Regions from separate parts of the Mus musculus genome. Here all the other regions are linked to region 1. The links are chromatin loops, found by intact Hi-C in ENCODE. Cell type or tissue: heart. All regions are shown on one strand. Links, peaks and the distances in the headings refer to the core of each region. The heading gives the core; the rest is flanking DNA. Region 1 holds the start of Trip4 (thyroid hormone receptor interactor 4). Region 2 holds the start of Ppib (peptidylprolyl isomerase B). Region 3 overlaps Snx1 (sorting nexin 1).

Evidence for each region. Peaks named below come from ENCODE experiments on the same cell type or tissue, not always from the same donor. Only the 100,000 strongest peaks of a DNase experiment are listed, where the experiment ranks them.
Region 2: a loop joins it to region 1, with 2.6 times the contacts of the local background. A loop is called at or near these places in 3 of 42 quality-filtered maps.
Region 3: it touches region 1 in a loop (2.7-fold over the local background); 3 of 42 quality-filtered maps call a loop at or near these places.

What each region holds. Positions count from the first base shown.
Region 1 is chr9:65,905,083-65,913,391 of GRCm38, forward strand. Trip4 (thyroid hormone receptor interactor 4) reads right to left here and starts at 3,712. Exons shown (of 14, transcript NM_001357872.1): 1 at 3,357-3,712. Csnk1g1 (casein kinase 1, gamma 1) reads left to right here and starts at 3,928. Exons shown (of 14, transcript NM_173185.2): 1 at 3,928-4,086. In heart, for the core only: CTCF peaks have their summits at 3,440 (motif pointing right) and 4,332; a DNase peak (open chromatin) is centred at 3,869; H3K4me3 peaks cover 2,388 bases; H3K27ac peaks cover 1,502 bases.
Region 2 is chr9:66,055,418-66,063,726 of GRCm38, forward strand. It overlaps Ppib (peptidylprolyl isomerase B), which reads left to right and starts at 4,752. Exons shown (of 5, transcript NM_011149.2): 1 at 4,752-4,983; 2 at 6,050-6,163; 3 at 7,572-7,665. The coding sequence starts at 4,849. In heart, for the core only: a CTCF peak has its summit at 4,702; a DNase peak (open chromatin) is centred at 4,694; H3K4me3 peaks cover 2,718 bases; H3K27ac peaks cover 2,680 bases.
Region 3 is chr9:66,082,920-66,090,720 of GRCm38, forward strand. Snx1 (sorting nexin 1) reads right to left here. Exons shown (of 15, transcript NM_019727.2): 12 at 7,668-7,801; 13 at 6,609-6,689; 14 at 6,199-6,270; 15 at 5,208-5,650. The coding sequence ends at 5,600. Among named protein-coding and RNA genes, the nearest start is that of Snx22, 17 kb to the left of the region's middle. In heart, for the core only: a CTCF peak has its summit at 5,702; a DNase peak (open chromatin) is centred at 5,702.

The sequences.
Region 1 (8,309 bases), core at 1,318-6,317:
TTTTATTGTTTGTCACATATCCTGAGTTTGTCTGGATCATTTATATATAGGAGTTATATCTTTTCAATTGTTTATTGCTTAGACACAGTAATGGTTAACTTGGCTAAGTTTCTTCTTATAGGCCAGATTGTTCATCAATGAACTATTCATTTCTAATTCTGGTATATTTTTATGTCTAGTGAAACCAGATGAGCTCTAGCAGTACATATTTTTATTTTATTGTTTGTAACTCAGATGGCCTTGAGTGTGATCTTATCTGTCTTCTGAGTTCCAGCTGTATGCTACCATAGCGAGGCCTCAAACAAGGTTTCAGTACTAATTACATATCAAATGTGTTCTTTTTGTTGTTTAGTCCAGGCTGGGTTAGAATTCATATCAATCCTCCTCACTCAGTTTCTGAAGTGATGTACACAGGCACCATGCACAATTTAATTTTTTAAGTCATTTCAAAGAAAATAAAATGAAGGGGCTGGTGAGATGGTTCAGTGAGTAAGAGCACTGACTGCTCTTCCGAAGAGTATTTCAATTCCCAGCAACCACATGGTGGCTTATAACCACCCATGAGATCTGACACCCTCTTCTGGCACGTCTGAAGGTAGCTACAATGTACTTATTTATAATAATAATAATAATAATAAATAAATAAATAAATAAATCTTTGGGCCAAGCCTGGACGCCTTTAATCCCAGCACTTGGGAGGCAGAGGCAGGCGAATTTCTGAGTTCGAGGCCAGCCTGGTCTACAGAGTGAGTTCCAGGATAGCCAGGACTATACAGAGAAACCCTGTCTCAAAAACAAACAAACAAACAAAAGAAACAACAAAAACAAATCTTTGGGCTAGAGTAAGCAGGGTTTGAGTGAGTAGGGCCAACTGGAGTGAGCAGGGTTGACCAACAACCAGATCAAGGCTCACAACTATCTCTACAGCTACAGTGTATACTCATATACATAAAATAAATAATTTTAAAAAAGAAAAAATTAAAAAGTGAATATAAAAAGACACTGTTAGGAGGCTGAAAGTCCCATATTAGTCATATATGATGAGGGTACTGCACTGGTTGTGAAGGCTATTCGGGATCTAGCCTATATATATGCTACTGTTTTATAGCTCATATTAAGAGTATAGATTCCTCGGCCAGCAAAATCACTCAAAGGGTAGAGCGACTACCAATGCCAAACCTGCCGCCTTGAGCTCAGTCTCTAGACCATCGATATGGTTGAAAAGGAGAAGGGACTCCTTCAACACATCCTTTGACCTCCACATTCACAATGGTATGTCAGCACCAACACATACACAAATAAATATAATAAAGAGAATAAGATTTTTGTAGTTAAGCCCACATAGGCAGTTGTAGTGTAGGACTTTGCAACTCACCTTCCCAGGCCTCTAAGCATGACTATGTTGAAAATGAAAGAATTATAAAAGCTCATGTGGTCAGGCAATGGTGGTGGTGCACGCTTTTAATCCCAGCACTTGGGAGGCAGAGGCAGGAGGATTTCTGAGTTCAAGGCAAGCCTGATCTATAGAGTGAGTTCCAGGACAGCCAGGGCTACACAGAGAAACCCTGTCTCGAAAAGCAAAACAAACAAACAAACAAAAGCTCATGTGGGGCTGGAAAGATGGCTCAGTGGTTAAGAGCACCAACTGTTCTTCCAGAGGTCCTGAGTTCCATTCCCAGCAACCACAGGGTGGCTCACAACCATCTGTAATGGGATCCGATGCCCTCTTCTGGGGTGTCTGAAGGCAGCAACAGTGTACTCATACATTAAGTGAATAAATAAATCTTTAAAAAAAAAAAAAAGCTCATGTGGTTATTTAGGACTCAATCCAGATTTTCATATATTAATAGAACAGTGAATTAAAAAACCCCAAGGCTATAGGAAAGGAGCTAAATGCTGCTTGTAAACCACCTCAGGCAGTGGACAGAGAGCTCTGCAGATGAAGGTGCATTTCCACATTAGCTTAAGCTTATGGTTAGTTCTAACTGAATTTTATTTGATGAGGCACCAATTTCTATAGGCCACATTTTTTTAAACCATAAACATGTTCTAGTTCTTTAGATGTATTGTAAACTGTTGCATGTTGGACTTATATTTATTTTAGAATTTAAAGTTTGGAATTTAGACCTGCTGGCAGGTGAAATACTAAACTACTGTAACACTCATCACTGACCCAGATTGTGTGTGTGTGTGTTTGTGTGTGTGTGTGTGTGTGTATTTCCAATTGTATACACGATGATGGTGGGGGTAGGGAATGGAACTATTTTAGACTTAATAACCAACTGCTGGTACATTTGAGCCTAAAGTGGTTTCTTAAAAGCTTTGCAGAGTTGACTGCCTAGGATGGATCAATTTAATGCCATCCTATGAGTCTAGGAAATGAAAAGGCCTAGTGTTACTTTTCAATTACCAAAATTAGTTTTCTGTCTTAGCTGAGGTAAACAACAGTCTACTAATAATTTTGTGACCAATAAAATCGGGTCTTACAGTTGCAAGTGTATCCACTGATGTAGATGAGAAAAATTCAGAAGTTAAAGTTAAAATAGGAAAGCCGGTCCATCCCGGTAGTGAACGCTTTAAATCCCAGCACCTGGGAGAAGAGGAAGGTGGGTCTCTGAATTCAGGGCCAGCCTGGTCTACATAGACATTACCTGATCAGTCATCCAGGGCTTCAAAGTGAGATTCAGACTCAAAAAATAATACAGTCAAGTGATGGTTTTATCCCCCACCCCAGGTTTCTCTAAAAATATAATTACTATAATTATAGGGGTCGTTACAGGGGGTTATTTTGTTGGCTTTGGTCTCCACCATAGTTTTCCAGTTTTTTCAAAGAGTGAACTTATGCCTCGGGTATGTTAGGTAAAATGTTTTAAAACTGGGACTGACCATGTAGTCTAGGCCTTGGAGTTACTATCCTCGCTTTTCCTCTGGAGTCTAAGCATTACAGGTCTGCTTGTCATGTCCAGTAAATGAGTCTCCTTGCCTCCCTTCCTTTCTTCGATGCCTGGGAATCGAACTAAAGACCTTGGGCATGCCAGGCAAGTTTTGTATCACAGACCTAAATCCCCAGCCTAAATGAGGGTTTTTATGGACACCTTTCTTAGTCACCGTATAGGTATGTTGGTTTATTCTGATGGGAGGCTTAGTTGTCTTCCTACTCAAGCGAGATTACCGGCATTCTTTGTCTCCCCCAACTCCCCCGTTTTATGGAATAACAATAATAATATTACTCTGGTCAATTTTCATAGACTCAAATATAGCTAGGTTATTTCCAGGTCACACATAAAAACGTTAAATCCTTAAAAAAAAAAAAAAAAAGAAAAAAGAAAAGACAAGGTAAGACAAAACTTTCTTACCCACTTCACTGTTCGACTTCTGGAGCCGGTTCAGAACGAAATGCATGCAAAAGTCTGGTTGAAACGACAGGAAATCCACCAGAGGGAGATGCTTGCTAGACAGTGAGAAAGAAGCTCCCGCAAGGGGCCTGGAGAGGAGCTTTGGGAGGAGCTGCCGAGATGGCCCAGGATTCCAGGAGGTGTGTGTAGTTTGGAGCTGGTGTCAGAGACCAACTGATGGAAGCAGCTACGTTGGGCCTACTACCTGCTGCAGCGAAGGGTTTACCTGGCCTAACATTGTAAACTAAAGGCCTAAAAACATTTCCAAATGAGAAAACGAAGCTCCCAACCCACTTACCAACAGTCCCCGAAGAAATGGGGGGGGAAGGGGGGTATTTAAAGGCACTTCCGCTTAGCAACCCCACGCTGTTGCTAAGGAGGGGCCGCAGCATTAACGACCCGGAAGTGGTGGTCTGAATTTCACAGCGACGACAGGGGTTTGTCCTATCAGAAGAACGAGGATGCTCTGCGGCTCCAGGAGGTGGGTGGGACCTGCATTAGTACTTCCGGCTTGGCTCGGCCGCCCCTCAACTGGTCTTCCCCCTCCCCTCCGCCTCCTCCGCTCCCTCCGCTCCCTCCCGCTCCTGGGAAAGCAAAGCTGCGGCTTAAGGGGTGGTTGAGAGAAGCAGTAGGCGCCTCGGGGAGGGGACCGCGCCCGCCCCCTTGGAACACTGGAGCACCGCTGATTTAGGTAGGTACTCTGGCTTCGACTGGGTCTGGGAGACTGGAGTCTGAGATGTGTGTGTGTGTGTACGTGTGTGTGTGGGGGGGGTGGGGTGGGGGCTTTAGGAGCCCTTCGCTGGGGCGGGGCAGTGGACTCGGGAATCCCGGGTGGGGCGCGGGCCTGTCCGTGGAGGGTTGCGGGGGCGGGACAGAGGGACCAGGGTCCCTGCGTGCAAAGAGTTGCGGGTTGCGGGTTAGACCCGGTCGCAGGAGGCGCCCTTTCTGAAGCAGGGACTTCGGCCAATGCAGACCGGGAGTTTCCCACCTGGAGTGCCAGCTCCGAAAAGAAGGGGGAGCATCATCCAGGGCCGAAATCAAGGGTATAGACTTGGAGAGGTGACTGTGGTCATCCTGTGCTTCACATTGTCCGCGTCCCGGACTCTCTGTTGGGACAGAGCCGGGCTTCGAGGGCTTGTAAGGGTTTCGTGTCGGCTGGGCACCGTGGAGCCGCCCTTGGCAGAGGTAGGGCAGAAGAGTGGGTAATGAGACCTCCCTCCACCCAACTTCCGTGCGCTTCCCCCGCTTCTTCCTTTATTGCTCTCTCGGCAGGGCGCCCTATAGGAGCGTTGTCCCCTAAGTGGGTACGCATCACGTCGTAAAACAAGAGTGTGAAACTGGGTTTGTTGCCCCCGGATGATTTTTCGGATATTTGCAAAGTGCCAGAATGGCATATTCTAGCAGTCTCCCAGACCGATATGAGTCTGGTATGAATTTTCTTAGAAAATGCAATACTGGAAGGCATCTGACTATATTCAAACGTAGCCTTGTAAATGAGCATGCTTTAAAAAAACCACTAGGAAATCCATATTTAGAGGTCTAGATGAGACATGTTTAGGCAAGCCTTTTTCAACCTCTTTCTCACCTGCCAGTAATCCTTTTGTGGTTTAAACGAATTAGAAATGCTATCTTCATTTTGTTTAAGTGACTGAATTGTAGGAAGTATAGTATATGTCTTAGAAGAACTAGTGAACATTTAGAGAGACAAGGGACAAGAGTCCCTTTCCAATGATTGAACTCTCTCTTAATCTTTTAAGGAGATAATTATGTTCAAGTGGAAGTATTGGCTTTGAGAAAGATAATTCTGGGAATGAACCCGCCTTTGCCTCTTAACTAGTTGTTGACTTTGGTCAAGTCACAGACTAACAGTTTCAGCCTCTTCACAAGGAGGAATTAAATTCTAGTCAGTGTCAAAAGAGAGGTGATTACTTATATAACTCCATTTAAAACAAGCACCTTTGAATTTCAAGGTTGTCATTAGTCAACATAGTTAAGGGAGCCCAACTTAGTGGAAGGGGATTTTTGAAAAAGAAACTGATAATATTCAAATAGTATACGGCAGGAATTCGAGGTTTGGGTTTTTTGTTGTTGTTGTTGTTGTTGTTGTTGTTTTGTTTTTGTTTTTGTCTCACACACACACACACACACACACACACACTCACGCTCTGGCTGGCCTGGAAGTCACTCTGTAGACCAGGTTGTATTGTACTCACAGAGCTCCGCCTGCCTCTGCCTCCCCAGTGCTGGGATTAAAGGCATGCACCACCACTGCCCGGCTTTATTATTCTTTATTTTGTAGTTCTGAGCATTCAGTTCAGAACGGTCTCACACAGTTTTCACTATTGAGATACAACTTTAGATCCTAGAAATTGATCATATGTAGCATAAAATGCAATTATCAATAGTTTCCTAAAGCCCATATTAAGTACAATATGTTTATTTTTTTGAAATGACCAAAGTACATTTTATAGGTTCTTCTCAGATAATCTTTATGCTGTTAGATATAGCATGGATTGAAATAAAAAACATAAGTAACTTACTTAAATCTTAAATCACGTGTCTTCTTAATGGAAGTTAAACTTGGGGCATAAAATAGTAATTGTAAGGTCAACATCACTTGCATGACCCATCTTAGATTATAAGATTAGCAAAACTTAGTTTTGTTTTGTTATTTTGAGACTGACTTATCATGTAAACTCAGGCTGGCCTTGATCGTGAGATACTCTTTCCCCTGGAGTGTTGGGGTTACAGCTGTTTGATAATTCACTTGACTTCTAGAAAATTCTTATATAAACTATAAAATGAATAAATGAAAATACAATAAATTCCTCCTTCTAAATCATTAGTAATCAGAATGTAGAAATGATTTTAGAAAATGAAATATTGACATATGCTTACTTGCCTTGTGGATTTAAAATTGTAGTTCTTTGTAGCCTGTTTGTTTGTTTGAGACAGGGTTTCTCTGTGTAGTCCTGGCTGTCCTGGACCCTTGGTAGATCAAGATGGCCTTGAACTCACTGAGATCCACCTGTTTTTGACTCTCAAGTGCTGGGATTAAAGGCATGTGCTTCCAAACCCCATTTATTGATGGATTGGTTTTTCCTCTGTAGCCTATTATGTTGGTCTTTTCTTTTCTTTTTGGAAAAGGGTTTCACTGTGTAACCTTGGCTGGTTCAGAAATTGTTTTGTATAGCAGATTTACTTGGAACTCACAAAAATCCGTTTGCCTCTGCTCCCCAAGTGCTGGGACTAAAAGCAGGCATCATCACAGCTTCTGTTGGATTTTCGACTAACAGGTTTTCTTTCTGGTTAGTAATCTTTTATATATACTTTAGTTATGTACTTTTATTTTATGTGCATTGATGTTTTGCCTGCATGTGTCTCTGTGTGACATCTTGGAGTTACAGACAGTTATGAGCTGCCATGTGGGTGCTAGGATTTGAACCTTAGTCCTCTGGAAGAGCAGTCAGTACCTTTAACAGCTGAGCCATCTCTTCAGTCCCTGTGGTTAGTTTAAAACATTTCAAATATACTTTATATTCAAAGGGGCTGAATATAATAACATCCTTTTTTTTGTTTTTGTTTTTTGTTGTTGTTTTGTTTTGTTTTTTGAGACAGGGTTTCTCTGTGTAGCCCTGGTTGTCCTTTGACTCACTATGTAGACCAGGCTGGCCTCGAACTCAGAAATCCGCCTCTGCCTGCCTCTGCCTGCCTCTGCCTCCCAAGTGCTGGGATTAAAGGCGTGCGCCACCACGTCCGGCTAAATAACGTTTTAGAAGCAGGGTTGAAATTATGTTTTGCTCTGATTGAGGCTTTTTGGTGTGGTGATTCAAATTTCCAAATGGCGTTTTTAAAGGGAACATTCTTAAATTCATATCTAGGTTTTTTGGCTATGTTTTTTGAGTTGTTATTTTTCATTACTTAAAGTTGAAGTTATGTTGTCTTGCTAGCTCTCAGCACTGTCTGTCTTTTACCTGTCTTTTTATAAAATGTTAATCCATTTATTTTTCATATAAGGAATAGGATAATAGCTATTTGGTGTGAAAATTCTGCCTAAATTATATGCCACAAATACAAAACCATTGGATATACTTTCCCTAGTGATCTCTTCCACAAGAAGTCTGTGACCAAGCCAGAGATCTTTGCAGTTGTCAGTTGTGGAATTTGCTGGTGAGGGAATCTAAGAACTGTTGACCCTTCTTGAACAGCTCTTTGATGATGTTAAAAAGTTTAGGCATAATAGAGGAGATGTGTATAAGGACATAGACACATACATTTGTACATATGCACAATATAGTAAAATCATAGAATCAGCACAATAGTTAGTTATGTTGTGGTGCTGTTAAACCAGGAGCAAAAGAATTACTGTGGAAATGTTAAAAATAAAAAAAGTCCAGAAACTACTTTGTTTTTACTGTAACCATGGGACTTTTCTCTCCTGAGCTTGTTCCTACCTTATACCGTATTTTATGGAAATGGTTATTTAGCTTCTAATTAAGTTAAATAATCTTTATATTAAGGCTATTAATTTTTAATATTTATGTTAGTATATAAAATAACCTTTATATTAAGATATAAAATAGAATGTAGTTAGATTTTAATGTCACCAGTTTGGTAGTAACTGCTTCAGTGGCTTTACATACATAGTAGACTTTCCTGGAAGAACTTTGGATTTGTAGAATGATAGTTTTTCCTTCACAGCGACTCTATCCACTGGGGCCTAATATAGAATCTCCGAGAAGCTGGGGAGAGGAAAAGAGTGAATTTGCTTGAGAATTACCATTTTAAGTTTTATAGATTTCTTATTTAGAAAGCTAAATTGGATTTTGACATTATTGGGATTGTGTTCAAGATGGACTCAGGGAAAAAATGAGTTGCCATCTGTTTCACATTCCTTCTTTCCTCCCCCTCCCA
Region 2 (8,309 bases), core at 1,760-6,759, 150 kb after region 1:
GAGATAGAACAGAGCCAGCAGTATCAATATTTCCCAGGATCGGCTGCTAGGTGAAGGTTCATGTGCTGAAATACAAGTGCAAATTGAGTATGACGATGCCACCGTAGCGCTGTGTTGTACAGCAGCTTTCAGTGTTTGGGACAAGGTTGAAGAAACAGGAAAAGGGTCGGAACCATTTACTAAAATTATACAGGGTCCAATGGAAGCACCCAGTGATTGTTTTTTCTTTCAACAAAGATTGACTTCAGCCATAAATAGAAGAGTGTCAGAATCAGAAGCTTGCTAAGTATTAACCAATCTTTGGCTTTCCAAAATGCTAGTTCTGCATGTAAAAAGTGATCAGGTCTCTAAAAACAAGATCAGCACCAATATATGAATGGATTAGAAATATGGCTGATATTGAATCTCATACTTGTGATGCAACCTTAGTGGAAGTAATCTCGAAAGGTGTGAAGAAAAATAAAAAATTCAGATGTTTTCATTGTGCTAAGCAAGGTGATTTGAAAGAGACTGTAGGCATAGTGCTCCTAGAAACAATGCTTTCTCTGGAGATAATCCAAAAAGAAGGCCCCAGGCTTCTGGTGTATACCAAAGAAGGTTCCTGGATTCTGAGCCACCACCATCACCCCCCTTTCCCTCCTTGCCCCCTATATGAGACAGCTCTTGGCCCTTCATAAAACCCCTCTCACATCCATCACCAAGCCCTTTCAGAAGTTCCTACAGGCCCTCCCTCCTTTAGGCCCTAGCCCTACACCTTCTAGACCTAACCCATCTCTTCTCCCTCTCTGTAACAGAAAAACCAGGTTATGCCCTCAGGGTCCTAGGCCACTAACTGGGATCTTTCTTTGCCCCTGTGGCACACCTGTCAAAAAAAAAAATTAGGCCTTACTACCCAGGGATGGACACCTGCAGACACAGCTTAGCAGTTGCTGAGCTCCACATTCAAGGAAGAGATAGAGATAGAGATGATAGAGAGAGAGAGAGAGAGAGATACACACACACACACACACACACACACACACACACACACACAAACTTTTGGTCACCTACCACTATCGTTCCCACAACCTGTCCTACCTCTTGAAGTATAACACACAGCAGCAATCCCCAAAGCAGCCAAGTTAGGTCTCATTAAGAGGTGGTAGGCTAAGGTCAGAGTCTGAAACAGGAGACAAAGAGACAGGTCTTTATATCATTTAGGAGAGGGGGTGTTAAAGAGGTTAAGACCCTGGAGGAATACTGAATCACCTCCCTTACCTCCCCTATCTCCAGGGGTTGAATAGTCAAGATATATTTTCTCTGGTTTTTAATCATGCTCACCAGGTGCTGGGGTTGAAGAAATGGTAGAGTTTGTAGCTATCACCCACTTCCCACCTGGGAACCCTTCAGATCTGTGATGGAGTGGTGAAGGGCCCCATTTTGTCAACATAGGAGGGAATTGAAGCAAGGATGTATAAGTGGCACATGGCACAAACTAGGCCAGTAAGGGCAACCTCCATATACAGCTGGCCACTCTTTGCAACAGCCTTCTATCTAGTCATAGAGGAAGCAGGCAAAAAGATCATTATAAGAAGAAAGAGGGGTAGGCATAGGGGTGATGGGAATTTAATCGGCTCCTGACAGCCTGCTATTGAATAATTTCTCAACCCTATTTGGAAGGACTGTTCGTCAGAGGTGAAGGTTTCTTGACCCTCAGATCCCCATATGTAAGAGTTGCCCTGGACAGAAGCAGACAGGAGGTAAAGAGGGGAAAGTCAGGCACAATCCAACGGACTTGAGTACTATGTCTTGGACAAAGCCAAATTCGACACATTTCCACTGTCTCAACAAGTGGCATATTCTCCCTGAGCTCATGTGCTACCCCCCTTTGTAAAGCCAGTGGCTTCACAGCCTGCTGTCTTTCTCCTCCAGCCTTGCTCAGAGACAGCCTCTGTATAGCACCCTCTCCAACAAACCTCTTCTGTGATACCTGTTCCATGGTGACTTTGTGGCATTCCTTGGCCCTGATCCACCAAGATACTCTTCCACTGCTAAAGCCTAACAAACAAACTAGGCCCATCACCCAAGGCTTTACCACCATAAGTGAGACTGAGGGATTAAGACGGCTTCTTCTCAGTGCTTTGGGACAAAGCATTGTCTGCAATTATAGACACAAACTACTCAGATCGATAGCTCTGCAGCATTACACTCACTGGAACCAATACAAAGAGAGCCCATAGAAAGAGAGATGAAAGTCCTGCCAATTATTTTTTTAAAAGGGAGAAAGAGGGATTTTTTTCTGCTGGACACATTTTAGCCAGTCTTGACCATGCTTGCTTCCCACTGCCAGGCCAGCCCCATTGTGGGATTCACCATTGAAACTCCTTTTCTAGGGGGCTGGAGAGATGACTCGGGACTTGAGAGCACTCACTGCACACCATACACAGACCAAGCTACATAGTTTCAAACTATAAAAATGTGTAGAGGGTGAGAAGTCTACCTACTTAATAAACAAGACCAGATAAACCAGAATTTTTTTTTAACACACAGGGTTTGTTTTTGTTTTGTTTTTTTCCCAGTGGAAGAAATAACCTAGCGACCTTTGCTATTCTGTGAAGACAGCCTTCACTCAGAATCCCCCAGACGCCTGGGCACTGTTTCTGAGTCAGTATAACCCCTATGAAAGAGGTCCTGTGCGTTTTGAAAAAGAGTTTGCTATTCTGCTTATTAGAAACCTTTGCTCCCTAGGCTCTTGTTCTGAGCACTGCCTGTCAGTCACTAGAGCCTGTTCTTGTGGAAGGAGGGACATAAGTGCTCTGCAAAGGACATGTGCTTTGCAAGGGAGTTCCACTGCAGGCACACCTTAAGCTTTGTTGTGATAGCTGTCACAAGGAAACTTTTCCCCCCAAGGTTTTACTCAAGTATGAAAAACCTACACTGGTTGGTGTCAGACCCCAGAAAGTCGAACTAGCCTGGCTAGGTCATGCCGAGCTGAGTTTTATTCTTGCCTCTTTGCCTGGCAACAGGAACAGCTGAGAGCTCATATCCAGAACCTGAAGCAGGAAGCAGAACACTAGCTAGGAATAGTGCAGGGCTTTGAAACCTCATATCCTACCAAGTGATGAGCTTCCTCCAACAAGGCCCCACCTTCTAAGCCTGCCCAAACAGCAGCACAACTGGAGATCAAGCATTCAAATGCCCGAGCCTATAGGGTAAATATCACTGGAATCAGCACAGTGTAAGACTCCAAACGCCAAAGTGTGTGCACTATAGAATGGAGCAACACCAAGTGTGTGTTACAACCGAAAACAGCCCATGGAAGCACCTGCAGCTATGAAAAAGAAAAGGCAGTCAGCCACAGACCTTTGTATATGTTATTTTCCACTTCTATGTTAATGTGAAGCCACCCCAACCAATACCTGCTGAGCACCGAGCCCTGGAGACAGGCTAGGGGAGCTATGTAAAGACTATGTGCAGCAAGGGCTCATTCTCCTAAAACAAAGTGCGAAGAAAAGAAATTTAACACCAGGAGCCGGTAGGATAACTCAGGTTCAGTAAAGTTGCCTGCTGCCTCTGAGCCAAAGGACATGGGTTCAACCCTCAGAGTCCCTGTGATGTAAGGAGAGAATAAACTCCCTCCACATGCAGGTAACTACGTGTCTACCCACTCACATGCAATGAGACATTGTAAAAAGGAAAAGATAAATACCAAAGTATCCAACAGAATGCATCCTTTCATAGGCGCACACAGCAGTTAAGCACAGGATTCCAAGACAAAGATGAGTAGTAAATTAGTAAAAACTAAAAATGGAAGCAGTGTGTGTGTGTGTGTGTGTGTGTGTGTGTAATGCATGCACATTATGTGTAGAGCTCTTATCATTCTGGGCCTTCATTTTGAGACAGGATCTCTACCTCAATCAAAGAACTAGTCTGGAAGCAAGCAAGGCTACCAGACCCGCCTATGTCCAGCACCACTACAGCACTAGGATTAGAGTCATAAAGTATGGCCATGATCTGCTTTTAGAGCTGGGTCCAAATTCAGGTCCTCATGATTGTGGAGCAAGAACCTTAACACTGAGCCATCTCTTCACCCCTCGACTCCACCCCTTTTTTGTTCTCGGGCATAGGTGTTACTATATTATGCTTAATAGCCAGAAACTAACTACATAGAAGCCGCCTTAAACTCACAGAAATCTTTCTGCTTCTTCCTCCAAGGTGCTGGGATTAAAGAGACGTGCAACCATGACTGGTCGTGTTCGTTTTAAGACAAGGTCTCACTCTAGTCCAAAAAGAACTAGTAGTCACTCTGTAGCCCAGGCTGGCCTTGAACTTTTTACCATCCTACTTCACCCTGCCCAGTGCTGGGATGACGGGTGTGAGCCACTACGCCCGGTCCCCAAGCAAGGCATTATAGAAGATATAGAAGGCTATGCTGTAACGCTCAACCGCTAAATTCAACCCCTAGTACTAAGGTTAAGTGTGTCCAGTCTTCTGAAGACCACCTCCAAATTTGGCAGCGACTGGTCTTTGCACGCCGTGACAAAAGTCTGAAAGTTGGATGGGCAGGTGGGGTCGCAAGGCACGCTGGGGTGCGTAGTCTCTCTTTCTGATACCAATCCCAACGCTGCCTTTGCGCACCGCCTTGACATACCCAATCAGAGGGCTGTAACGTGGCAGCCACCCGCAGCCCCGCCCCCGGCAGCGCCTACCACTCGGCGTCGCTGCGCAGGGAGAACGTGGCGCGCTCCTGGCGCTACGAGACCGCCCGCGGCCCCGGGTCCACCCCACGCCTGGGCGGCCACGCGCACGCTGCGCGTCCACACCCTTTTCCGGTCCGGGCTGCCCGACCGCTCTTGCTGCTGCCGGTGGATGCTGCGCCTCTCGGAGCGCAATATGAAGGTGCTCTTCGCCGCCGCCCTCATCGTGGGCTCCGTCGTCTTCCTTTTGCTGCCCGGACCCTCCGTGGCCAACGATAAGAAGAAGGGACCTAAAGTCACAGTCAAGGTCTGGGCTCCCCTCACCAGCGAGGCCTGCCTTCCGCCGCCTTAGGTCCGGCTCAAGCCGGAGCGGGTCTGGCCCAGTAGTTCCGACCTGAGCGTCCTTGTTCTTGTTCAGTTCTTCCTTGGGTCGACTTTGATCTCTTGAAGCCAGGCTCGCCCTATCTACTCAGACTAGAGAATAACCCAGACTCCCCCAGCCCCCCGCCCTGACCCAGGATGCCCAGCTTCGGCCAGCACGGACATCCTTAGGACGGTCCCTTTGCACATCCCCTGCATTGCTGGGAAATGGTGATGGATCAGAATTGCCGAATCTTTTACTATGGTCTCTCCAGTTTAGTGTGTTTTGTAGCACACACAGTAAATATAGTTAAACTTGCAAGCACAGTGTATCTCCCTGTGTATGTCCCCCTTTTAATGTATGTTTCTATAATCTGGAATCATTTAAAGAGCACAGATTGCTATTCTATAGTCTTGAGAACGAAAACTTTTAAAAAATGTTACATTATTTACTTAGTAGGGAGAGGGACTCGGGTACCACAGTGCAACCGTAGAGGTCAGAGGACAGTTTGCAGGAGTCCATTCACGTTGGTCTCTGGTCTTCAGGCTTGGCCGCAACCGAATTTTCCTCTAAGCCATAAGGCAGTCTGTAATCCTTTCTTGGGGTGGACCCAAGTGCTGTGGCATATATTACTCCCAGCTACTTGAGGGAGACTACAATTTAGCAAGATTAATTACTGGGGTTATTAGCTCAGTGGTGGACGGCTTATCTGCAGTGGCCCACCATTTCGTACTCCCTAGTACTGGGGTTGGAGACTACTAGAGCTTTCATAAGTGTACAGATGGTTGTAGCCACCATCTAGGTGCTGAGAACAGAAGCTCTAGGGTCTGGGAAAGCAGCAGATGCTCTTAACAGCTGCTGTTTCTCCAGCCTGTTTGTTGGATTTGTACAAAGGTTTTGCCCTACTCAGCCACAGCTTTAGGCTTTGTTCTCACTCATGGGGTAACTCCTCAGGCCCTCCTCTACCAAGGCCCCTGTGAAGGCTAAGCTTGGACTTGTTCACTTTCCTTAGGTATACTTTGATTTACAAATTGGAGATGAATCTGTAGGACGAGTCGTCTTTGGACTCTTTGGAAAGACTGTTCCAAAAACAGTGGATAATTTTGTAGCCTTAGCTACAGGAGAGGTAAGTGGCTAACCCCACACAGTAGGGATGGGAGCAGCTGGGGCTTCAGAGTGTGGCCCGTGTGTAGTGGTAGACAGACTTCATTAGCTGGCTTCCCTGAGGATGAGATATTTTTGTATATTAAGTGGGAATAAAGGGGTCCAGTCTTTAATTCTGGAGAAGGCCCTGGAACTGCGGTGACTTACTCAGAGCCTCAGTTGCCCAGTTTGGCACTTCCCAGAGATTGGACTGGTTCTTCCAACCCCTGCTGCTTCCTACAGCTAGTCATAATAGAATAATAATCCACAGTGCTAAATCTGGCAGCCTCACAGTTGTCTCTGCCAAATGGTGTGGCGGCTACTGAAGTGTTAACGTGGTTTTATGTTAGAGAGAACATAGACAAACATGGTACTGTGTGGCTGCAATGTTTAGAGAGTAAACTTTAACATCTGATTTTTTTTTTTTTTTTTGAGTTTTTATTTGAATGTTCTTAGACCATGTGATATGACAAGTTTTGGAATAAGAGCTTTTGGGGGGGGGAGGGGGAAGTAGTGAGTTGGTTAACACTGGTCGTCCTGGAACTTGCTCTTAGATCAGGCTAGCCTAGATTCCTAATTGCTGGGATTAAAGGCTTGTGCCGCTACATACATAGCTGAGTTAGCAGTTTTTAAAAAAGAATAAAAGGGTCCAAGGAACTTGATCCAAGAATATGACAAGGAATTTTTTTTTTAAGATTTATTTATTTATTATATGTAAGTACACTGTAGCTGTCTTCAAACACTCCAGATCTCGTTAGGGATGGTTGTGAACCACCATGTGGTTGCTGGGATTTGAACTCCGGACCTTCGGAAGAGCAGTCAGGTGCTCTTATCCACTGAGCCACCTCACCAGCCCATGACAAGGAATTTTTAAGGAAACATATATTCTGTTTAATTAATTCTGTATTTTAACTTGTCTGTTTTATTTTGTTTTTCCTGAGACAGTTTTATGCTGCCCCTGGCTGACCTTGAACCTGATTGTAGCCAGGGGTGACCTTGAGCCTCTGATTATGCCTCCCTCTACCTCCTGAGTGCTGGGATAACAGGCACACACCACCACACTCAACTTATACCGTGCTAAGGGTAGAACCCAGGACTGTGTTCCTGCTAGGACAAACACTGCTGGCTGAGATATATCCCCAGACCTCTTAAGAGAACACAGAGGGAAAATGGCATTTCATGGCCTGGGTTACATTATTCAAGAACAGTAGAGAGATCTGCTTCCCCCACCTCTAGATCTGTATGCTCTGTGTTGGCCTGCAGTGGCTGGTCCCTCCCTTGGTACATTAAATGCTGCATCTATACCAGAAAGCACTGTGGGCGAGGCTGTGCACGCCTGTCTGCCATCCCCTTCTTGCCTCATTCTCCCTTCCTGTCTTCCCTCTCTCCAGAAAGGATTTGGCTACAAAAACAGCAAGTTCCATCGTGTCATCAAGGACTTCATGATCCAGGGTGGAGACTTCACCAGGGGAGATGGCACAGGAGGTAACTTCAGGCCCTCTGAGCAGAAGAGTCTTGACACTGTAGTGTCCAAGGTGGGGTGGCCAGGCATCTCCTTTCACCTGCTCTAGGGGCCGGCTTCTCTCCTGCATTGAGACTAGCTGTACCCTTCTTTGAAAGGACAGCCCAGTGCAATTAACAAGTCTGTAGCTTGCACCACACAATCTGTTGCTTGTGTAAAACACATGCACATAAACTTAGAGCCAAAAAGATGGGTAAAGGGACTTGAGGCCAAGGCTGATGACTTTGTTTCCTGGGTCTCAAACATTAGAAAAAGAGAAGTGACTTCTGCAAAAGGGGCCTTTGACCACTATGCATGCGCGCACGTGTGCGCACGCACACACACACACGCACACACACACACACACACACACACACACACACTCTACAAATAAGTAAAGCTAGAGAACTGAAGGCAAGTGTAGTGGTGCCTGTAACCTCTGCGCTCAGGTTAAGACAGGAGGTTCCTGAGTAACTTCAAGGCCAGCCTGGTCAATTTTAGCACACCAGGGACTAGAGAAATGACTCAGGTAGAGAGGATTGACAGGAGCAGGGGCCCTGGCCTCCATTCCCATGTGTTGACTCACAACTGTTTGTAATTCCAGTTCCAGGGTATCTGACATCCTCCT
Region 3 (7,801 bases), core at 2,802-7,801, 180 kb after region 1:
AAATCCCAGCAACCATATGGTGGCTCACAACCATCTGTAATGAGATCTGACACCTTCTTCTAGTGTGTCTGAAGTCAACTACAGTGTACTTATGTATAATAATAAATAAATCACTGGGCCGGAGTTAGCAGGGACTGAGCGAGTAGGGTTGACCAGAGTAAGCAGAAGTCCTAAAAATTCAATTCCCAACAACCACATGAAGGCTCACAACCATCTGTCCAGCTACAGTGTACTCACATACATAAAACAAATAAACAAATCTTTAAAAAGAGGACACATGTACAACACATAAGAGATGTGTGGAGGTGAGATTCGCATTCCTATCAGAAAGTTTACATAAGTTAAAGGATGTGTGGAACTCTTCTTCCACAGTGAAATATCGCTTTATTTGATTTTTCAGAAATTTAAAATTAAAAATTTTAAGTAATATAAAAATGACATAAAAAAGTAAAAGTAATGAAAATTTCCAGTTCTAAAGATAACTGTACTTAACAATTCAATCAGTGCCCTTCCCAATCATAGTTTTATTAAATGTGGATCATGTTGTTTGTGCAGTTCCTATCACCTGCTTTTTTCACTCAGAAAATATTTTCCTTGTGGATGAATACTGCTTGTGGTCACTGTTAATGTCTCTGTGATATCTAACTGGGTCACTGTGCCATACCTCATCTAATCCCTTCCCGATGGGATGGACGTGTAGATTGCTTCCAGTCTTTTCAGCTGTCCACAATGCCAGGCAGGACATCTTTGAGTACTTGTCTTTAGTACCTAGTTTCTACACGTGTTCATGAGGATCTTCGGTGAGCGGCTCTCACACACCTGTCCACAGCCATCCAGAGTGCTGGACCTGACTGTTTCAGGAGGGTGTGTTACAGACTGAAGACAAAGATGGATGCAGAGGGCCTGCACAGAGGCCTTGGCAGCTGAAAGCACTTACTGCTCTTGCAGAGGACCTGGGTTCAATTCCTAGAGCCCACATGGCAGCTTACAACCACCTGTAATTCCATTTCCAGGGGACGAAACTCTGTCTTCTGACCTCTGTGAGTTATGGTATGTATATGTACATTTAGGAACACATACATATATTTTTTTAAAAGGAATGGGGGCTGAGAAATAGGCACAAATGATGTTACAGGCACAAAGCCCAGAGCCTACAGAAATGAGGATGGGAAGGGCAGATTTGGAATTACCTTCCAAGAGGTGTTCCCACCATTGTGAAGGACTGGGAAATAAACAGGGCAGCGTAAACTAGGGTCCTCACAGTACCTAACTGTGACATAGCCTGCACGTTTGGCATCTGTTTGTGCCTGAGCTATTGCCAGGGACTTTGGAGTTTATGGTTTGGTAGACAGTGCCAACATAAAGCCACACAACTGACAGGGCAGGGCATTGGCAGGTGACATATCCCCAGGTCCAGAGGACAGGCCAGCTTGTCTGCGTCTACATCCAACACTCAGTCCTGGCCAAACATGGAGAGCTTTGCCAGTGTCTACAGAGAGTGAGTGAAGTTCACATGAATGCCAACTGCAGCAGAGATACGTCCTTCTCTGCTCCAGGGGACCCATGATCCTCCCTCCCTCCCTTTCCAAATGCTGGTGGGAAAAATCTCAGCATCTTGTGCCAAAGCTCCTGTGTGCCCAGAGCTTGCTCAGCAGGGACCGCTCCTCCATCCTTGCTCTGCTCTGCCAGTTTCGACTCCATCCCGAGCACATCTCCGACAGCAGATGTTATTCATTCATTTAGGCTTCCCAGCTACAGACTGAAATTCTAAGAAGAGCCCAGATCTTGCGCGCACCGGACTGGCCAGCAGTAACGACGCTTCAACAGGATCCTTCTGCACACGTTTATTGGGAGAGCTTGATTGCAGAGGTGAAGAGACCCCAAGCCCAGAACTGGTGCTGCTTTTATAGGCCTAGGAGAGGTGTGTCTCACACCCGGATTGGTTATGCACTACGCCTCATTTGCATGTTCCTCATCTGATTGGCTTCTCTCTCTCTCTCTCTCTCTCTCTCTCTGTACCTCACAGAGCCTCATTATCATACCTCATTTGCATGTCTCGCATCTGATTGGTTATACTCTCAAAGCCTCATTATCATGCCCAGGCCAGGCAGTGTCTTTGCAAAAAACTTTACTGCATATGTACACATTGGTTGTTTGTCCAAACTTATGCGTGGTGGCCAGCAGTAGTCAGTGCCACTCTGCAACGGCACATGTGGCTTCCCACACCCAGAGTTGCTGGGCATGGTGGCACACACCTTTAATCTCAGCAATTGGGAGGGAGAGGCAGTTGGATCTCTGTGACTTTGAGACTAGCCTGGTCTACAGAGTGAGTTCAAGGATGTTAGGGCTACAAAGAAAAACTCTTATCTTGGAAAACCAAAAACCAAATCAATCCAAAAAACAAAACAACTTTGCACTTTGAGTCTACCTTAACTCCTGACTTACTCTGTCACTAAACACTTATACTAAAAGCCAGGCTCTAATCTTCAGATGACATTGAGATTTAGTGTGCATGGGGGGATGGGAGGGTGGGCAGATGGCGATAACCTAAGGGTCATGCCCAGGTAAATGCAGACTTCTCTCCATACCTTTCATCTAAAAGTCTCGAATGTGCCCAGCCAGCTCATTTGGTAGAGTATGAGACTCTTAAAAAGGACAGCCCTCCCTGAGAGCAGCATGGAGTAACCCCTCTTCTCAAAGCTTTCTTTCTCAGCGTTTCCACAGTGAGCATGTGATGGCCCCACCCACCCAGTATTCTTTGTTTGAGACTGGGTCTCACTATGCAGCCCTGGCTGGCCTAAAACTCCATGCAGGGTAGTCTGGAGCCAATGAGATCCTCTGGCTTCTACCCCCTGTGTGCTGGGATTAAAGGCTTGTATTACTATGCCTGGCCGCTTAAGTTTATTTATTTTTATGTGTATGTCCACAGAGGCCAGAAGAGGGCCTTCATTCTTCAAAAATGCCATGGTAATTAAAGACCAAGGCAGGTGGAGGAAGTCTTCCATATTAACAGACTCATGGACTCCACCCAGCATGCAATCATATGGCAGTCTTCGTATAACTCATGATCCTGGACAAAGAAAAAGAATGGCTACAAGGACACTCTTTAGGCAATGGACAACTTTGAGCTATGTATTAAATAACTCTTATACTATTAAACCTTTTAAAAATGTGTGTGTAGGCACCCGTGTATGTGTGTGTGTAGGTGTCTGTGTGTGTGTGTGTGTGTATGTAGGCGTGTGTGCATGTGCGAGCAGGTGGATCCCTGGAGCTGGAGTCACTGGCAGCTGTGGGCTGTCCAGTGCTAGTGCTGGGAACTGAACTTGTGTCTTCCGCTGGAGCAGTCTGTGTTCTTACCACTGAGCTGATTCCCCAGCCCCCGACTTCTTGGTTTTAACAACTTTATTTAAATTGTGATGGGATAGTCTTGTTCTTATGGAACTGCACACTGAAAATTTGGGGTAACTGGTAACATCTGCAACTTACTCTCAAATGATTCAGAAAATACATGTAAATACTACAGATAAAGTGTGTTAGGTATGTTGGTGCACACATGTATCCCAGCACCTGGGAGGCGTAGGCAGGAGGATGAGGAGTTCAAGGCCAGGTTTGACTACATAACAATCTCAAAACCAGTGTGGACTACCAGAGAGCTTGACTCAAAAGCAAACAAACAAACCAGCAAGTGGGGTAAAATCTCAACGCTGGAAATTTTCATTAAAAAATTCAAGTTCTTGGGCTGGCGAGATGGCTCAGCGGGTAAGAGCACTGACTGCTCTTCTGAAGGTCCTGAGTTCAAATCCCAGCAACCACATGGTGGCTCACAACCACCCGTAATGAGATCTGATGCCCTCTTCTGGTGTCTGAAGATAGCTACAGTGTACTTACATATAATAAATAAATCTTTAAAAAGAAAATACAAGTTCTTTGTGAAATTATAATAAGAGTTGTCTGACCCTTCCTCAACCAAGGATCCAGCAGTCAGTGAGTGATGAATCTGAATTATGGTACTCCATAGAAACCTGTCTATTTGTTTTTGTTTGAGACAGGGTCTTACTATGTAGTGTACTAGGATTAAGTGTGTTCTTTTCTACACCCAGTCATGGAAGCCTTAAAAATGACATGGTTACAAAAGGTGTAGAGGGAAAATGCTTGTGACATACATAATACCGAATGACCAAAGCAGGATCCAGAACCCGTTGTGTAATTTTAACTATGTGAAAGTTAGATGGAGAAGGGACCGCCGAGATGAAGTCACAGTGTAGTGGCCCGGGGAGGCAGCTGGGGGCAGACCACCTTTTCTGTCATTCAAATGTTGACAGGACAGGACAGGACAGCTGCAGCTCAGCATTAGCACCTGCTCCCGTGCCAGCATGAGAACAAGAGTCAGAGCTGTTCCCAAGCTAAAGTGCCCACTGGCAAGCAGGACATCCAGGGGCTTCGGTGTGGGGCATCTCTGGACAACTGGGGGCTGGAGAGCAGGATCCCCACAGCAGCATTCTGTCCTTTCCTCTCACCAAGGAGCCTCCTACCCCTCTCTAGCTTGTGCCACTGGGGCTGTAGGCACTGCTAAAGGCAAGCCCAGCAATGGCTGGTCTAAGCACGCCTGGCTTGTGTACATGCACTCGGGCTCTAGGGGACATACTCTCTTTCAGACACACTTTGAAAGGCTTAGGTGCACTGAGATTGCCATCTGGAGGGATAAAGCAGCCAGTCTTTATACAGGAACGGAACAGCTCTTTGGATGAGGTGCCTTCCCTTTGTGTGGTGCTGGGGACTGGACCCACATCCTTCACATGCTAAGCGAGTACATGCCCAGATGCTAATGAGCAACCTCCCTCCAGCCTGAGTCCCTGTTTTGATAGGAAGAAAAGGAGGATTAGAACATGTAATAGGCCAGAGAGCTCTTCAGGCCTAGGGAAGCAGGGGCGAAAGGCTAGGTTAGCCTCTTTTATAGAACAGGCTTTAGAGTCGTAAGTCTGTCTTGACGCTACTTCCTACAGGAGTAGGAACAAGGCTCAGGCAGACTGAGATGCTCTGAGCAGAGAGCTGAGGCAGGTAGTGAAGAAACTCCAGTTGCACAGGAAGGCAGCACAGGCCTTCAGTGCCTGTGGAGGGAAACCTACTAGAGCCAGCAGCTTCTTGGTTAGGAGTCTAGACCTTCCCAACTGCTTTCCAGCAGAGAGCAAAAAGTGCTACCATGCCCAGTCCTGTGACATGATTTTCAAATATTTTATTACATAATCTTTCATGGCACCATCAGGAGTAACAGAAAACGTTATTCCCAGTTCCTAAACCACATCCTGAAAAATATACATTTGTATTTATATATTTATATCAACACTCCACCCCAACCTATAATTCCACCACCTATTGTAGGTCTTTTGCTTAAAGCAGGAAACTATTCTCTTAGGTAAGAAAATATACGTGGAAGCTAAATGAAATGTTGGTTAGAGTAACTGGGAACAGTTTGTCTGTGGGGCAGAGTGGAAGGGCTAAGTCCAGCCAAGGCAGGGGCATCAGTTAGGGTCCATCGAGGAAGAAGGACAGTGTATAAAAAGGCAGCGTCACGAAGGTAGGCTCTGGTGTCCTTGGTCCCTCAGGAGATGGCCTTTGCCTCAGGAAGGAAGGCTTCCCAGTATTTTGCCAGCTGCAAAGAAGTGAGGAGACAGTAAGCAAGTGCCCCACCTAGTGGCAGAGCAGAGCCTGAGCTAGCCCGGGAGGGAGGCAAGTTCAGTGTGGGGCACCACAGCCACCCAAGAGGAAGGTGTGTGGGGCAGATGCAGAAGCCACATTCTTCCTCCTCCCTCTGGACTTAAGGAGGCATCAGTTTCTGTCCCAAGTTCAAAGGCAGTCTCAGTTTACACCTCACAATGGCCCATTGTTCCACAGATTGGTTAGCGCCTCAGAAACCAGAGGGGAAGCCGGTACCACAGGGTGGGCACTCAGGGTAAGGCAGTGAAAGAGGAGATGAAGGTCCCTGAAAATAAACTGTAGACTGAGGGCAGCAGTGGGAGGAGAGACGGCTCACTGGGTAAAGAGGTCAACAGAGTTCCCCTGACTGAGGTGGAGCACGAAAGCCTGTTTTCAGTTATCAACGACAGCAGAGCCTCCCCCATCAGAACCAAAGTCCCATATAGACAGCTGTCATTTGGGGCAGGAAATGAGGGGCCAGAGCTGTGCACATTACATACATACCTGCTGCTGGGAATGTAGGAGTGTCTCCAGGTACTTCATCACGTGGTTTTTGAAATCCTTGGACTTCTCTTTCTGTAAGAGACAGGATTCTACGCTGACCTCCCAGTCAGTGGTTCCTTCCCGTTTTGGGATGGTGGTGTTTACTGCTGACCAAGGCCAAGCACACACTTGGGAAGTAGAGTCAGTAACTTTAACAGTGACAGTTTCTGGCCAAACAGTCTCTGCCAAAGCTCTGCAAGCTTTCTCTGCGGGCAAGGAGAGTGGTGGGGGGGAAAGGACACATAGCAGCTCCTGGCTTTGCTTTGTGTGTCATCGCGTTGGTACAGCAGTAAATGTAAGATAGCCACCATGCCTCAGAAACCAGAGAGCAGATACACAGGTGCACACAGAACACATGGTTTCTAGCTCACCTCAAATCGTGTCACTTCCTTTCGGACAACTGTGGAAATCCTTTCAAAGTCCCTTTCATACTGAGTCACCCGAGATTCCCACTAGGAAGAGGAAAGAGAGGCTCACTTAAGGTCTGGATGGAGCTCAGCAGCACAGTGCTCCAGTGTGAGAGTCTGGGTTTGAGTTCAGTACCACAGATCCAAAGGGCGGGCGTGTGAGGTGCGCAGTGTCATTTAATGTCATGGTGCAATTCTACAGGAGACCTCACTGGGTCCTAACATCTTTCTGCCCCTTTGGGGAGGATGAGATACCTAAGAGTATGGTATGGAACTGCATACCATAGCCCAGCAGGCAACGGGAAACGATGGCCATGTGTCTCTGGCCAAGCTTAGCCTTTGAGAAAACTCTAGCACCATAGCAGACTCTGATTCGGGAACTCAAAGATACAGCACAAGCCACAAAACCCCTTAATTTATGTCTTTCCTAGACAGGCATGTCTGAATCACTTAGGTAGCTTCTCAAAGATTCATGTAAGGAGTTAGAGTCTTAACATTTTTTTTTAACTTTTACTTATTTTATTTATATGAGTACACTGTAGCTGTCTTCAGACACACCAGAAGAGGGCATCAGATCCCATTACAGATGGTTGTAAGCCACCATATGATTGCTGGGAGTTAAACTCAGGACCTCTGGAAGAGCAGTCAGTGCTCTTGACCACTGAGCCATCTCTCCAGCCCAAAGAGCTAGTTACCCCAGGGATTAAGAGCACTGGCTACTCTTCCTGGGGATCCAAGTTCAAATCCCAGCCCCCACACAGTGGCTCACAAGTTCCTAGGTATTCAATACCCTCTTCTGGCCTTCTCAGGTCCCATGGTACACAGACATGCAGGCAAAACACCCATAAACATGAAAATAAAATCATTTAAAAATAAAAAAGACTGGAGGAGAGCCAGCCTCAAGGCTGCCCTGAAGTCATCCCCATAGGCCTACCCAGGAGCCCTGGCCCTTCAATTAGCTCTCTTGCCTATTCTGGGCTCCTAAGCATCTGGTCACTGGGCTAGCTTTGGTGGGAAACTCACCTCTGTGATCTCATCCTTAGCCTGCTGCAGTTTGTCAGGCTTGTTGGCCCACAGCAGCCGTGCCTCAGACTCCCGCTTCTTCTGCAGCGTGGCTTGAGCATCCTGCCAGCGCTGCCATGTCTTCATGCGCTGGT